Regions from separate parts of the Homo sapiens genome. Here region 1 is linked to region 2. Evidence: chromatin contacts called from ENCODE Hi-C data. All regions are on one chromosome and are shown on one strand. Each heading gives the region's core, a stretch centred on a gene start or an enhancer-like site at or near the end of the contact. The rest is flanking DNA. Distances are from core to core; before and after follow the strand shown. Region 1 overlaps GRIN1 (glutamate ionotropic receptor NMDA type subunit 1). Region 2 has its middle 30 kb from the start of UBAC1.

Region 1 (7,165 bases), core at 4,274-6,773, 1.2 Mb after region 2:
TCTTTCCATCGTGCATGGTCAGCACCACCACGTCTGGCGAGCGCCCGCCCCAGCCTGTCCTCGGCTCATTTCACTCGCTTTTGCCATTAGTCGAAATCTCCTTCGTGTCAGTCCCTGCGGGGCGAGGGCCAGACCACCTGGAGCTCCGCAAACACCCCTGCCCCGCGCTGCCGAGCGCCCTCGTCCCCTCCTCCTGCCCATGCCCCTCGCTCCCTGGAGGCCCCAGCCGGGCTTGGGACTCGTCACCCTTCCCGCCCACCCTGTCCTGAGTCCCCAGCAGCCTCCCTCTGGGCAAGGTCTCCCCTGTACACGACCCCCACATACCGCCCCTGCAGGCCTGTCCCCTCCTGGCTGGGCCCATTCCCTGTCCTCCCCCGCGTGGCCTCCCCTGAAGCTCTGCACCTCATGGCTCAGCAAAGCCCTGTCCACAGACACCTGCCCCCCAGCCTGGACCGCCCCTGTGGGCTCCACTCCCCTCCTTGCCCCCACCACAGGGCTCCCTCTGCACTCCTCACCAAGACCCATTAGCCACCTGGTTCTAGGACACACTGACCCCCAACACAGCCAGGCGTCCACTCTGTGGGGCTGCAGAGAGATCAGAGCTGGGATTTGGGGGGGTCCGAGCGACCCCTTTCCCCTTCCTTACCACTCCCATTTGCAGTCTGGGGCAGAGCTGGTTCTCGGCTACAGACCCCCGGAGCCCTGGGTGCTCAGCACCTGGGCCAGCTCCTGATCAAGCAGTGGGAGGAGGCCCAGGCTGAGGAGGGCCAGACCTATGGGTGGCTGGGAGCATGTTTCGTGTCAGAGCTGGCTTCATCGGACTTAGGGCCAACCTAGCACCCCCCAAGGCACCCCAGGCCCCGGGAGGGACCAGAGGGCATGGGTCGGGGGTAAAGCCAGGGGCAGACCAGAGGGTCCTGGGAGTACTGTCGTGGGGGGTCTGCTGAGTCTTGGGGGGGAGGGGCATGGGCACCAAGGGCCCCACCCAAGACAGTGCCCCTCACCCCAGTGCCCGACAGGCCCCTCCCCCCAGCGCCCGACAGGCCCCTCCCCCCCAGCACCCGACAGGCCCCTCACCCCAGCGCTCGACAGGCCCCTCACCTTCTGGCATGTCCACCCACGGCCACGGACTCCCATCACACACTCACCCCTGCGCACCCAACTGCCTGCTTTCACTCACAGGTGCATGCACACATTCCCATCACACTCCACACCTCTGGCCACAGGCTCAGGCTTGCCTCCATGCAGCTCCAGCGCCACACACACACCTGGACACGTACTCAGGTGCGCTCCTCACACACACACCTGGACACGCACAGGTGCGCTCCTCACACACACACCTGGACACACGCTCAGGTGCGCTCCTCATGTGCATGCTCACCCTTACTTGCGCCAGCCAGCACAGACACACATGCACACACGCACACACGTGCACAGGCACACACATGCACACATGCACACGCACACACATGCACACACGCACACACAAGCACGCACACACGCACATGCACACATGCACACACACAAGCATGCTCAGACCATCTGGCCCTTCCCCAACCTTCACAGGCCTTTGTGGACTAACCCTCCCATGCTGACACCCACAGGCGCATGCCACCCCTGCAGGCGCACATAACGCACACACACCCTCTTGGGCGCATATGCGAGCCGAAGGGCGTGGGCACCCCAGTTAGTGAGGATACCTCGGTCTCTTGAGAGGCAGAGGGAGACCAAGGAGAGGGAGGGGGAGGGACATGGGGACAGGCCCCGGGGGGGCTGCTCACCTCCCACTCAGGACTGACACAGGTTGGAGTGGGCACTGCTGGGGCCACACAGCAGGTGCACGGCAGGGTGGGGGCGGCAGGTGGGGCTCCCTCCGAACGGTGGACGCGGACAGGGCCTCCTTTTCTCCCGAGAGCGACCGTTTCCAAGAGCACAGCTTCGTGGCAGGGAGCCTCCACGGCCCCGCCCCTACGACCCTCACCCCCAGCTCCACCCCGGCCCCCAGCCCCGCCCCGGGCCTCGGTGTTTGCGAGCTCCAGGTAGGAGCCCGTCTGCAGACGTGCCGAGGAGGTGGTGTGATTGCTTTAGCGCCGTCATTTTCAACCGTTTATAATCTTCTTCTGTGTCTGCATATTTTCTCTGTGCACATTATTCATCAGAGTAAAAAAAGGAACTATGAAAACCTCGACCAACTGTCCTATGACAACAAGCGCGGACCCAAGGTATATATGCATGGACGTGCACGCCACCCACGGCTAGGGAGCCCTGGCCTCGGCGCCTCGGCCACTAGGGCCACTGTCTGGCCCAGCCGCCGAGCCGCAGGCCCAAGCAATGAGGAGAGGCAGCCGGCAGCAGGCAGGAGAGGGCAGGCAGGAGAGGGCAGGCGTGGCGGCGTGGGTGCCTGAGGCCCACCCGCCGTGACCCTAGCCTGCACCCTCGAGGCAGGCGCGGCTGCAGGAGGAGCTGCTCTCCGGGAAGTGCATGCGAATCTCCGAGACCCCAAGGGTTTCCTCGTGGAACCCGGGAGGGAGCCCGCCCGCCTGGCCACCCACTCGCCGGGGCCGGGCTGCTCCTCAGGGGCCTGCGGAATCAAACCTCAGAGGACCTCCCATGGTTTTGGAAAAGTCAGCCCCATCTCTTTTCCTGGTTGCATTCCAAAACTCTTTTCTGTTTCCCGTCCGCTGCACGCCTCCTGAGTCTGGGTCCACTTCAGCTTGCATGCTCAGTGCAAAGATGAGGACAGGAGTGAGGTGGAGAGAGAGATCCAGAGAGAGCAGAGAGAGCACAGAACGAGCACAGGTGAGCGCGCAGGCTGAAGACAGGACAGGACCGGAGAGGCGAGGCCAGGCCAGGCAAGGACTGAGGAAGGCAGGCGGAGGCGCAGGTGGCAGGCGCAGACCATGGCAGCCCTAGCTAAGCTGCCTCGGGGTTCCCAGCGGCTCCGGCCCAACTCTCACCCCTGAGGCGCTATGTCCCCTGCCCCAGCCGCCTGCTAACACTCTTGCTCACACCGCAGGCAGAGAAGGTGCTGCAGTTTGACCCAGGGACCAAGAACGTGACGGCCCTGCTGATGGAGGCGAAAGAGCTGGAGGCCCGGGTCATCATCCTTTCTGCCAGGTGAGGCTGGGCAGGGCCCTACACACTCCACACAGGATGGTACCTGAGCCAAGTACCCGCCATCTGAGCCAGAGCTGGGACATTGTTGGGCACAGTGACCTTCAGCTTCCAAAGCACCTTCACCAAGGACAGCCACCCCCACCCCCACCCGCACCCACACTCCTATCGGCATGGCTGATGTGACACCCTCCATCTGTCCCTCCCTTCCTGGGCCCTTCCCCATTCCACAGTCACATGCTGCTGCTGCCCTGAGCTGGGCTGTGGGAGAGGGATATGGAAGAGACCCTGCCCTTGGGAAGCCCCGCAACTCAAGGGGGCAAACCTGTGCAAACAAGGCCCAGGCCTGGGGCCAGGGACTAGGCCCAGGGAAGTGATGTGCAGGTGTGCCAGGCGAAAAGGCCCACAGCAGGGAGAGGGCCAGATTTCCCAACTGAAGGATTGCAACAGCTGCAGCAGTAGCTTAGGGGGAAATCAGTTAGGTACCCGGGAAATCAAGCTGCTCTGGACAGGTCCGGTGCCACAGAGCAACCTTGGGGTGGAGCCCACTGTAAAAAGCTCCCTATTTGCAAATGGCTAGGTTCTCCCGGGAAGGAAAAGCCTGGGTGACTGGGAATAGGAAAAGCAAGAGTGGGGAAGGGCAGGGTGAGGAGCCTTGCCCCATGGGACAGCCAAAACCCCACTGTCCCTGACCTAAAAGCTCTGCTAGGCTCCAACAGAGCGGAGCAAAACAGCAGTGAAACACCCGGAGGAACACAGCCCAGCCCTCCAGCCCTGCATATGGGAAAGAGCCGGCGACACTCTCAGTCCCAGGGCAGACCACCATTTCCACGGTCCATCAAATGACCCTCTAGCACGGAGACAGATGCAGCCCCCTCACCAGGGCAGAACGCAGGGTGGGGCCAGCCAGGGCTCCTCGGACTAGAAGGCAGGAATCTCCCCAGCCCAAGGTAGGGTTGTTGCTTAGAGCTGCCCACGGGGCCTTACATGCTCCTCCTGCAGCTGCTATAAAAAGGCACTAATCGTCCCCCATTACGCCCCCTGCACTCGGCTTTAAGCTCACAGGTCACTTGTCCACTCCACTCATCCAACTGCAAGCCCCAGGGAGGGTTGGCCTGGGCTCCAGGAAAAAAGATTTTTAAAGACGTGACCAGGCAAAGTCCCAAGGGTATGCACAGGTCCCAAAGAAGGAATGCCCCGCCCAGGGAAAGACCCGCCCAGAAAAAAAGACCCGCCAAGGGAAAGCTCCGCCCAGAAAAAGACCTGCCCAGGGAAAGCCCCGCCCAGAAAAAAGGTCCTCCCAGGGAAAGCCCCACCCAGGGAAAGCTCCACCCAGATAAAAGCCCGCCCAGGGAAAGCCCCGCCCAGAAAAAAAGATCCGCCAAGAGAAGTCTCCGCCCAGATAAAAGCCCCGCCCAGAAAAAGACCCGCCAAAGGAAAGCCCAGCCCAGAAAAAAGACCTGCCCAGGGAAAGCCCCACCCAGGGAAAGCTCCGCCCAGATAAAAGCCCGCCCAGGGAAAGCCCCGCCCAGAAAAAAGACCAGCCCAAGGAAAGCTCCGCCCAGGGAAAGCCCCGCCCAGAAAAAAAGACCTGCCCAGGGAAAGCTCTGCCCAGATAAAAGCCCGCCCAGGGAAAGCCCCGCCCAGAAAAAAGACCAGCCCAAGGAAAGCCCTGCCCAGAAAAAAGACCGCCCAGGGAAAGCCCCGCCCAGAAAAGACCCGCCCAGGAAAAGCTCTGGCCAGATAAAAGCTCAGCCCAGGGAAAGCCCCGCCCATAAAAAAGCCCCGCCCAGATAAAAGCCCTGCCCAGCGAAAGCCTCGCCCAGGGAAAGCCCCACCCAGAAAAAGACCCGCCCAGGGAAAGCCCAGCCCAGAGAAAAGACCCGCCCAGGGAAAACTCTGCCCAGATAAAAGACCCGCCCAGGGAAAGCCCCGCCCAGAAAAAGTCCCGCCCAGGGAAAGCCCCGCCCAGAAAAAAAACCCGCCCAGGGAAAGCCCCGCCCAGAAAAAAGTCGCGCCCGGGGAAAGCCCTGCCCAGAAAAAGTCCCGCCCAGGGAAAGCCCCGCCCAGGGAAAGACCCGCCCAGAAAAAAGTCCCGCCCAGAAAAAAGTCGCGCCTGGTGAAAGCCCTGCCCAGAAAAAAGACCAGCCCAGGGAAAGCCCCTCCCAGAAAAAAAGACCCGCCCAGGAAAAAGCTCTGGCCAGATAAAAGCTCCGCCCAGGGAAAGCTCCGCCCAGGGAAAGCCCCGCCCAGAAAAAAAGCCCCACCCAGGGAAAGCCCAGCCCAGAAAAAGACCCGCCCAGGGAAAACTCCACCCAGAAAAAAGACCAGCCCAGAGAAAGCCCAACCCAGAAGAAAGCCCCACCCAGGGAAAGCCCCGCCCAGGGAAAGCTTCACCCAGAGAAATTCCCACTTAGAGAAATTCCCACTCAGAGAAAGCCCCACCCAGAAACGTGCCACCCAGGGAAAGCCCCACCCAGTGAAAGCCCCTACCAGAAAAAGCCCCGCCCAGAAAAAGCCCCTCTTAGAGAAAGCCCCGCCAGACTCTCAGAAGTTAATTTCCTTTTTCGTTGTTTTGAGAGGGAGTCTTGCTTTGTCACCCAGGCTGGAGTGCAGTAGTACAATCTCAGCTCACTGCAACCTCTGCCTCCTGGGTTCAAGCGATTCTCCTGCCTCAGCCTCCCGAGTAGCTGGGACTACAGGCACAAGCCACCACACCCGGCTAATTTTTGTATTTTTAGTAGAGACGGGGTTTCACCATGTTGGCCAGACTGGTCTCGAACTTGTGGCCTCTTTTTTTTTTTTTTTTTTTTTCTTTGAGATGGAGTCTCACTCTGTCACCCAGGCTGGAGTGCAGTGGCTCGATCTCGGCTCATTGCAAGCTCCACCTCCCGGGCTCACGCCATTCTCCTGCCTCAGCCTCCCAAGTAGCTGGGACTACAGGCCCCTGCCACCACGCCCTGCTACTTTTTTGTATTTTTAGTAGAGACGGGGTTTCACCATGTCAGCCAGGATGGCCTCAATCTTCTGGCCTCATGATCTGCCCGCCTCGGCCTCCCAAAGTGCTGGGATTACAGGAGTGAGCCACCGTGCCCAGCCACTTGTGGCCTCTTCTGTTATTTTCTGAATTGTTTACACTTCCCTTACTCATCACAGAGCTTGAGAGAAATTCTGTAGCTGTGATGGGATAAAAGGATGGATGGGCAGGTGAACAAATGGACAGACAGCTGGCTGGGAAGTGGAATTTCTTCATCCAAGATGGGTCAACTCAAGGAATCGATTGCCCTAAAACATACCTGTTCCACTGTTGGCCACTTTTGCAATAGACAAGTTCACATCAAGCTAGACCTGCCTGATCCCTACATTCTAACTGGAGTGACCAACAGGACACGGGAGAGAAAACCACATACAAAACCAATCCACAGAACCCCGCCATGCCCAGGTCCCCACAGAGAGGGGAGGGGGCGTTTTCTCCACTTTTTTTTCTCGGCCTGTGAGCCCCTGAGCCGTGCACTGCGGTCCCACAGGTTGACCCCGCGTTGCCAGCCTCAGGGCCAAGGTCACGTTTCCAGACATGGCCCTAAGAAAAAGGCCAGCCCAGGGGAAGGGACATGGTCAGGGCACACAGGAACCACGTGCATACCACACATCCATGCCCATGAGCACACACCACACACCACATGTGTATGCACATACCATACACACGTGCACAAATGCATGTATACACACTATAGTCACACCATGCATACATCTCTACCCACACATGCAGAATCATGTACAGGTCATACACAACACACACGCATGTATGCACATGCCATATACACACCACATGTACCATGCATACACCATACACACATGTGCGCAAATGCATGTACACACACCATCACACCACTCATACATCTCTACTCACACATGCAGAATCATGTACAGGTCATACACAACACATACACGTGCACACATGCCATATACACACCACGTGTACACACATGCACCATGCATACACCACACACACACGTGCACAAATGTATGTACACACACCATAGTCACACCA
Region 2 (6,773 bases), core at 1,316-3,815:
TGGGAGGTAGAGGTTGCAGTGAGCTGATATTGCACCACTGCACTCCAGCGTGAGCAACAGAGAGAGACTCCATCTCAAAAAATAATAATAATAAAATAAATAAACAAATAAATAAATAAATAAATAAATATGCCCAAAGGAAAATTAAACAGTCCTATCCCTGCCCAGTCTTATGTCTGCAGGTGGCAAGCGTGGTTGCAGGATGACCTTGGGTCACTCTGGGATGTAAGGGTTTTCCAGACTCCACGCCGGGTTCTGACACTGGCCCCCGTGAGCTCGGGCCCGTGTGGTCACAGGCCAGTTGTCAGAGGATCCTTGGTCCCAAGGGAAACTGTGTGGCGTTGCAGAAGGGGGTGCCCCTCTTTCTGCTGTTGGGGACCACAAGCCAGAGTGGATCCCCTCCTCCAGTATGGGTCCCCCTGGGAGCCCACAGGATCCTGAGGCAGGACCCCTAGGTGATCTCTGCCATGAGCAGCCCCCGTCCTTGGCCCCCGCCCATCCTCTGGCCTCTGGGGCCGGGCGGAGCGCGGGGCGTTGGTGCAGGAGGGCTGGGGTTGCACATCCTCCAGGACCTGAGCATCTGCTGGATTTTTCTCAAATGATGAGCACGCCCCTCCCTGGGTGGGGAGTCTCCCTGGGTTGGGAGTGTGTGGCCAGCTTTGGGATTCCCAGAGTCCCTCAGAGCCTCAGGGGCTGCTCCCCGGGGACCCGACTCACAAGCCAGGTGTCACAGGAGGCGACTCCAGGGCACTGCTCGCTGGAAGCAGGTAGGGCCCAGACAGTCAAGAGGTGATGCAGGGACCAGCGAGGTGGCCCCACCCTCATAGTGCCCCGCCTGATGGGGCCCGCTTGGGCTGGGGGCTCCTGGAGACAGACTGGCAGGCTGCTGGCTCTACCATCGTTCAGCAGAACCTCATGCGTAAGAAGTAGGGGAAGGCATGGGATCATCATCCCCTCCTGATAGAGAAGCTGAGCCGCAAGTGGGACTCCTAAGAGGAGACGCCTGGAGACGCCTTTAGTCTTAATATGTTCCCGTGTGTGCATATGTGCACGTGTGTGTGTCTGTGTGCACAGGCGCGTTGGGGTACAAGAGTGAACACAGCACCCGGGAGCATTCCGCATCTGCTCACAGTCTCAGCCTGAGGCAGCCGGGCCAGGCTTGCTGGAAAACAAGCCCCGGGATCGGACCAAGCAGCTGCCCCTCCTCGCACTCTGCCTGGCAGCCCCCAAGGCAATGGGAGAGTCCCAGAGCCACCTCCAAGCCCCCAGAGTGTTTGGTAAGTAAGCGGAGGCCGAGGGTCCCCAGCCTGAGGCGTGGAGCTGGGCCCCTTCCTCTGGGCCCCTGGGGGAGGTGGGTGCACCGTGTTCCCCGGGCAGCTCTGTCCCGAAGGCTCGCAGGCCCCTCCCTTCAGCAGGTTGATTTTCAGTGCCCAGAGAACAACAAATCACTCTCTGACAATAATGGGGATGAACAGACACTTAATTATGAGGCCACGAGACAGCGCGATTATTAATTTTAAATTGTGCAACCCAGTCCTGAAGGCTGAGCCTGGAGTGCTATCCCAGGGGCTCACGGGAGCCTGGGAGCCTCAGGGCTGGCCGGAGCTCAGAGACTCGGCTGGGCACTGGACTTGGGGGACACAGGGCCCTGAGGCTAGGGGACTCCTGGGTGGCCCTGACCTCCCCCTCCCCACAGCAGAAGGCCCAGGGAGATGGCTCTGCAGAGCCTGGCGTGGTCTGGGCTGCAGTCTACCTCCACAGGTTGATGGGGGTGTGGGTGGGGCCAGGACTCTGGCCCCCCCAAGAGGCTGCTCTGCCAGCGTGCTCCAGGGCTGATGAGGGTGTGACTGCACCAGCTCCTCACATCCACTGGGGGCCAATTCTGGCAGAGTGGGCCCACGCGGGGGTGGCCGAACCCTTCCCAAAGCAGTGGCGGGGGGCTTTACTCTCTGCCTGGCTGAGGCCTAGGCCTACGACCACTCTCCTAGCCAGAGTAGGTGTCGATGCTCAGTGTCTGCTGGGCAAGGAGGGCACCTCAGAGGAGCTGCAGGGACCCTTGGAGGGAATCCCAAAGGCAGATAAGATCCCAGGTCCCTGGAGAGCCACGACCAGACACGCAGCATCAGCTCCCGTATAGAAGCTCAAGGTGGAAACCTTGGGCGCCAGTGCAGGGCTGACCTTGAAAGGTGATAGGGTGGCCGGTCCCCAAGGCTCGGTGACACTCATGTTCCTTTCTAGGGCTCCTCAACTCTTCCGAAATTTGCCATCTCCTAAAGTTCTTTAATCTCTAGCCACGGGGGTTCCGGATTTCCTCCGGGTCTACGGGGACTCAGGGACTGCAGAGGCAGCTGTGGGGGGTGGCATGGAGGACACAGCCCTGGACAGAATGGGGACACAACAGGGCCTGGAGCCCTGGGGGAGGCTGCAAGGCTGAGCGCATCCGGGGACAGACTCCCGGCTGACTCCTGTGGGAGGCCGGCGAGCAGCCCGGTGCCAGGCCAGGCAGCTTGTGCGACCGACTGCGCAGCAAGCTGTCGGTGCTGGTGGCACTTGGCAGGCGGCGGCGGGAAGGGGATGTTTGCAGACTGCCGGCGACAGCTTCCCGGCTGAAACCTCCCCGGTTAGACTACGCAGAAGTGAGCAGTGCCCGCGGGCGGGTCTTGGAGGAGCGAGAGGCAGCAGAGGGGCTGCTGGGGCTGTTGGGCCCTTCTGGGGGCCTCCCACCGGGCCTGCCCCCCCGCCCCCCGCTGTGGGCCTGGCCTGGGGCCTGGATCCAAGCCAGCACCCCCACACCCTGCAGGCTCCTGGATTCCGGTCTCTGGGGCAGTCATGATGGGCACCGGGGGAGAATTTGAGGGAGGGCTCAGTGGGGAGGGGGCCTCGGACCCCTGTGATGGGAGGCCCCTTCTCTGTCTGTTATCCCAGGTGCGCTGCAGGGCTGAGGTGGGCAGAACCCGCCCTGTCCGTTTTGGGTAAATTCCTTCCCCAGGAGCTGTGGGAGCATCTGCAGGCAGAGACGGGGCAGGCTTGCTGTGGTGGCGTTGCCATTTGTCACTGTTACTGTTTTTTAATTCAGGAAGCACATGCACAAAGCATGCATGGAGCTGCTTCGTGGAGCAGACGGCGCCCCCCGGGCACCTCAGAGGGTCACACAGGGAGCAGAGAGCCAGCCTTGCGGCCTCTGGCCTCTGCAGGTGCAGCAGCTCCCCGACCTGCCCTCCCCAGCCCTCCCCTCTCCACGCCCCCCTTTAACCCCTCCCCTCCTGCCCTTTCCCTCCCCTCTCCACGCCCCCCTTTAACCCCTCCCCTCCCGCCCTTTCCCTCCCCTCTCCCCTCCCCTCCCGCCCTTTCCCTCCCCTCTCCACACCCCTCTTTAACCCCTCACTTCCCGCCCTTTCCTTCCCCTCTCTCCCCATCTCTCCTCTCCTCTCCCCTGTCTTGAAGTCAGACAGTCACATCACAGCCCCATCCTGTTTGATATCCCCAAGAACCCAGAGATGCCGTGTGCAGACCCCTACCCTCCTCCCTCATCCTGCCATTTTCAGGGTGCCCCTATATGTGGGGCCCTCTCTGCCGTGTGCCTCTAGCTGGAGGCAGAGGCCCCAGCAGCTTCCCCAGGCTCCCCATGGCAGGGCACAGACCTCACCCCTGGGATCTACCTGGGGTAGAGGCAGGGCCACTGGCACCTCCCAGGGCTTGGGCCCAACCTCCCTGGTGGCCTGCGCCCGTGAGTCTGGCAGGGTCTGGCCATGCAGGTCCCTCTGTTCTGGGCGTTCTGGGCCTCCTTCTCCTGTCTCTCCCGTGATTCCATGGGCTGCCCACCGTTCCCTGAGAAAAGCAGGCAGAGGTGGCTCCTGCCACTGTCACCAGAAGCCAAGTTTTCAGGCCAGCACTGCCCTCCCCCTTTAGGAACCAGGAAATGGAGGCTCTGAGAGCCAGTGGCATCCAGCCCTTGGGCTGTGATGGGCAGGGGAGCAGGGGCAGCCTGATGCCCAACCCAGGGGGACGGCAGGGCAGACACAGTCCTGAGCCCCTGTGTGCAAAGTAAGTGGGGGACACCGATCTAAACATACGAGTTCAGGCCATGGTGGCTCACGCCTGTAATCCCAGCGCTTTGGGAGGCTGAGGTGGGCAGATTGCTTGAGCTCAGGTGTTCGAGACCAGCCCGGGAAACATAGTGAGACCCCCCATCTCTACCAAAAATTAAAAAAAAAAAATTGGCCAGGTGTGGTGGTGCACACTTGTGGTCTCAGCTACTTAGGAGGCTGAGGTGGGAGAATCGCTTGAGTCCCGGAGATGGAGATTGCAGTGAGCTGCACTGCACAAGCCACTGCACTCCAGCCTGGCGACAGAGTAAGACCGGTCTGGAAAAATAAAATACAAACACGGGTTCTTGGAAAACCAGGACGAGGGCTGTGAACAAGGACGTTGCTGGAGTTGTGAGTGCGCTGTCACGTGAACAAGAGGCACCACTCGCCCTGTCCGAAGAGGCTCCCTGCTGGGGCGGCCACGACAAAAGGGAAGGTGTTCTCGGCACAGGGGTCGGGGTGGCCAAGACCACATGGCAGAGACCCGGCAGAGGACCAGACAGGATGGAGCGGGGTCTGGCGGGGAACAGAGCTGGGGGTCTTGAGCAAGGGGAGACCCCATGGGGTAAGGGAAGCTCACCAGAAAAGAACAGAACACCCACCTAAGTTTCTATTTTAAATAAACAATGAATTTTTAAAATAGAAATATGCCCCCAAATTGGATGGGTCATACACTAGAGATTGATTTGTTGTTAGTATGAAATGAGAATTTCACTGGGTGTTAAGTATTCTTATGTATTCCCTCTGGCCACCCTACCCAGAGGGTGAGGGACAGACCCTTGGAGCTCAACTGGCCACAGGGAAGACCCCTGCCACGGCTCACCCCTGCCCTGGGGGTCCTGATGTTCCCACCTAGGGCAGCCACCTCCCTCTGGGATCTCCCGGCTCTTTCATCCCAAGGTCCTTTCTTGGAGGTGACAAAGAGGGGCAGAGGAAAGCGCTGAGCCTGGCCCCACGCCAGGGCCCCCTTCCTGGAGGAAGGCAGGGCTTTACCTTGGTTGGCCCGGCTCCCAGGTGGCAGGTGGCCCCTGGCTAGACGCTCTGAAGGCCCCTGACACTTCCAGCATCCCAGCCTCCTGCCCAGGCTAGGGGTGCTCCTGCCTTGCTGGGCACCTGCAGGGCCTTAGGCTAGGCACAGAGAGGCCATGCGGCTCCCGGGGCAGCCCAGCCCTCGGCCAGGCCACCCGCCTGCACTGAGGCCTCTCTGCTCCCCGGAGCGGATGATAAATGTCTGCCAAGCAGTGATTACAAACAGTGCAGCTGCCGGTTACAGGAACTGTGGCCGGGCGGGCGTGGCTCTGCCGGCAGTTGCGAGGGCTCAGGCTTCGTCCGGTGTGGAGACTTGACTGCCCCCCTTCTTTTTCTGGAGGGACAAAAAGACCAGATTTATCGTGGCCATAAGAAATCGTCTGAGCACTTAGCAGCTTCCCGCCCCTGGTTTGAGGGGAAGTTGGGGCTGTGGGGGCTGAGATGGGCTGGCCTGCGGGGAGTGGGGGCTGGCCAGCTCCCAGAATCCCCCTTCCCGAGGCTGCTCCACCCACCAGGAGCACAGGGAGGCTGCTGCTGGGGGAGGGGCTGTGGCCGGGAAGTGCCCCCGCCCCCTTTCCCCACTGCCCTCGCTCAGCGAGGCTTTTCTCCTGGGAGAGACGGAAGAAGCCCCGACCAGCCAGGACAGGCTGGGGATTTAGGCCTCAAGGTTGTCCTTGAGGCCCAGGATGTCCAGCGGCAGCAGGCTCCCCTCCCGGGCCAGCCTCTGCCCTGCAGATGGGTGTCCCCTCTCCCAGCCCGGTCCTGTAAGAGTGGCCTGGGCCACATGGCTTCTCCCCTCTGAGCCTTGGTTTCCTTTCCTGCAAAATGGACAAAACGGGTGGATTCCAGGGCATCTGCCAGGCCGCCGAGGACAGCTCCCGGCCGTGGGGGGCTCACCCCGCAGGAGCCACTGTGATGTCCTGCCCCTCACTGGCCTCCTGGGCCCTGAGGAAGGAACGGAGGGGCAGGCTCTGGAGCTTGAGGGTGTGGGCCTCGGGGGCTTTGGGTAGACAAGCTGCCACACGCCTTCAGTGGAAATCGCAGCCATCGGAGCTGTAGGTGATCAGACTCCAATATTCAAAATAATCGGCGGGCCTGAATTTCCATACAATAACTGTCTTATTAAATCTAAATTTAATGTGTATTTGGAATCCTTAATTTAAAGTGTTACTGCACCCACCATCTGCTCCACTCTCTAAATACAAAAGCAGCCAGCACATAACTCAGTGCGGCAGCGGAAAAGCGCGGTCCCGGGAGCGGCGCGCGCCACTACTGCTGCTGCGGGTCTGCCTGGCCTGGCCGGCTCTCCGAGGGCACCAGTGACCCAGGCACTGCAGAGCCAGGCGGGAGAGGTGTCTGCTCCTGACCCAGCCTTCAAGGCTGCAGGAGCTCTGTGGCTGCCTGGCCCTCCTCCCTTCCCGGTGGGGCTCTGGTAGGCCTGGGCTCTGAGCATCGCGCCTGGGTTCGGGCCATGCCGCTGCCTGCCCGCCCTTCCCTCTTGTGTCCTGGACACCCTGCAGAGCCTGCTCCTGGCCATCTCCAGCACGAAGACTTCCCCTGCTGCCCTGACCACTGCCCTCTGCCTCCTCCCTGATGTGACGGGAGCCGGGCCGCTAGGTGACCCCCTGGGGTTCCTTTCCTGTGAACTCACTGGTA

Evidence for each region. A loop is a pair of places that touch in the nucleus more often than their neighbours do. Pooled maps may share reads with other maps.
Region 1: a loop to region 2 is called in a map with no recorded cell type, with 13 times the contacts of the local background. The contact joins two enhancer-like sites. A Hi-C loop is called at or near these places in 3 of 37 single-sample maps with no recorded cell type and 2 of 50 pooled maps.

The regions. Positions count from the first base shown.
Region 1 is chr9:137,145,993-137,153,157 of GRCh38, forward strand. GRIN1 (glutamate ionotropic receptor NMDA type subunit 1) reads left to right here. Exons shown (of 20, transcript NM_007327.4): 4 at 3,017-3,117. Among named protein-coding and RNA genes, the nearest start is that of GRIN1, 10 kb to the left of the region's middle. RefSeq lists an enhancer at 5,439-5,758. Within about 2 kb of position 5,524, at least 4 of the 41 ENCODE cell types and tissues checked have a DNase peak (open chromatin) inside an H3K27ac peak, as active enhancers do.
Region 2 is chr9:135,987,511-135,994,283 of GRCh38, forward strand. No RefSeq gene overlaps it. Among named protein-coding and RNA genes, the nearest start is that of UBAC1, 30 kb to the left of the region's middle. RefSeq lists enhancers at 2,060-2,738, 3,416-4,093, 4,771-5,448, 5,409-5,468, 5,449-6,126. Within about 2 kb of position 2,566, at least 10 of the 41 ENCODE cell types and tissues checked have a DNase peak (open chromatin) inside an H3K27ac peak, as active enhancers do.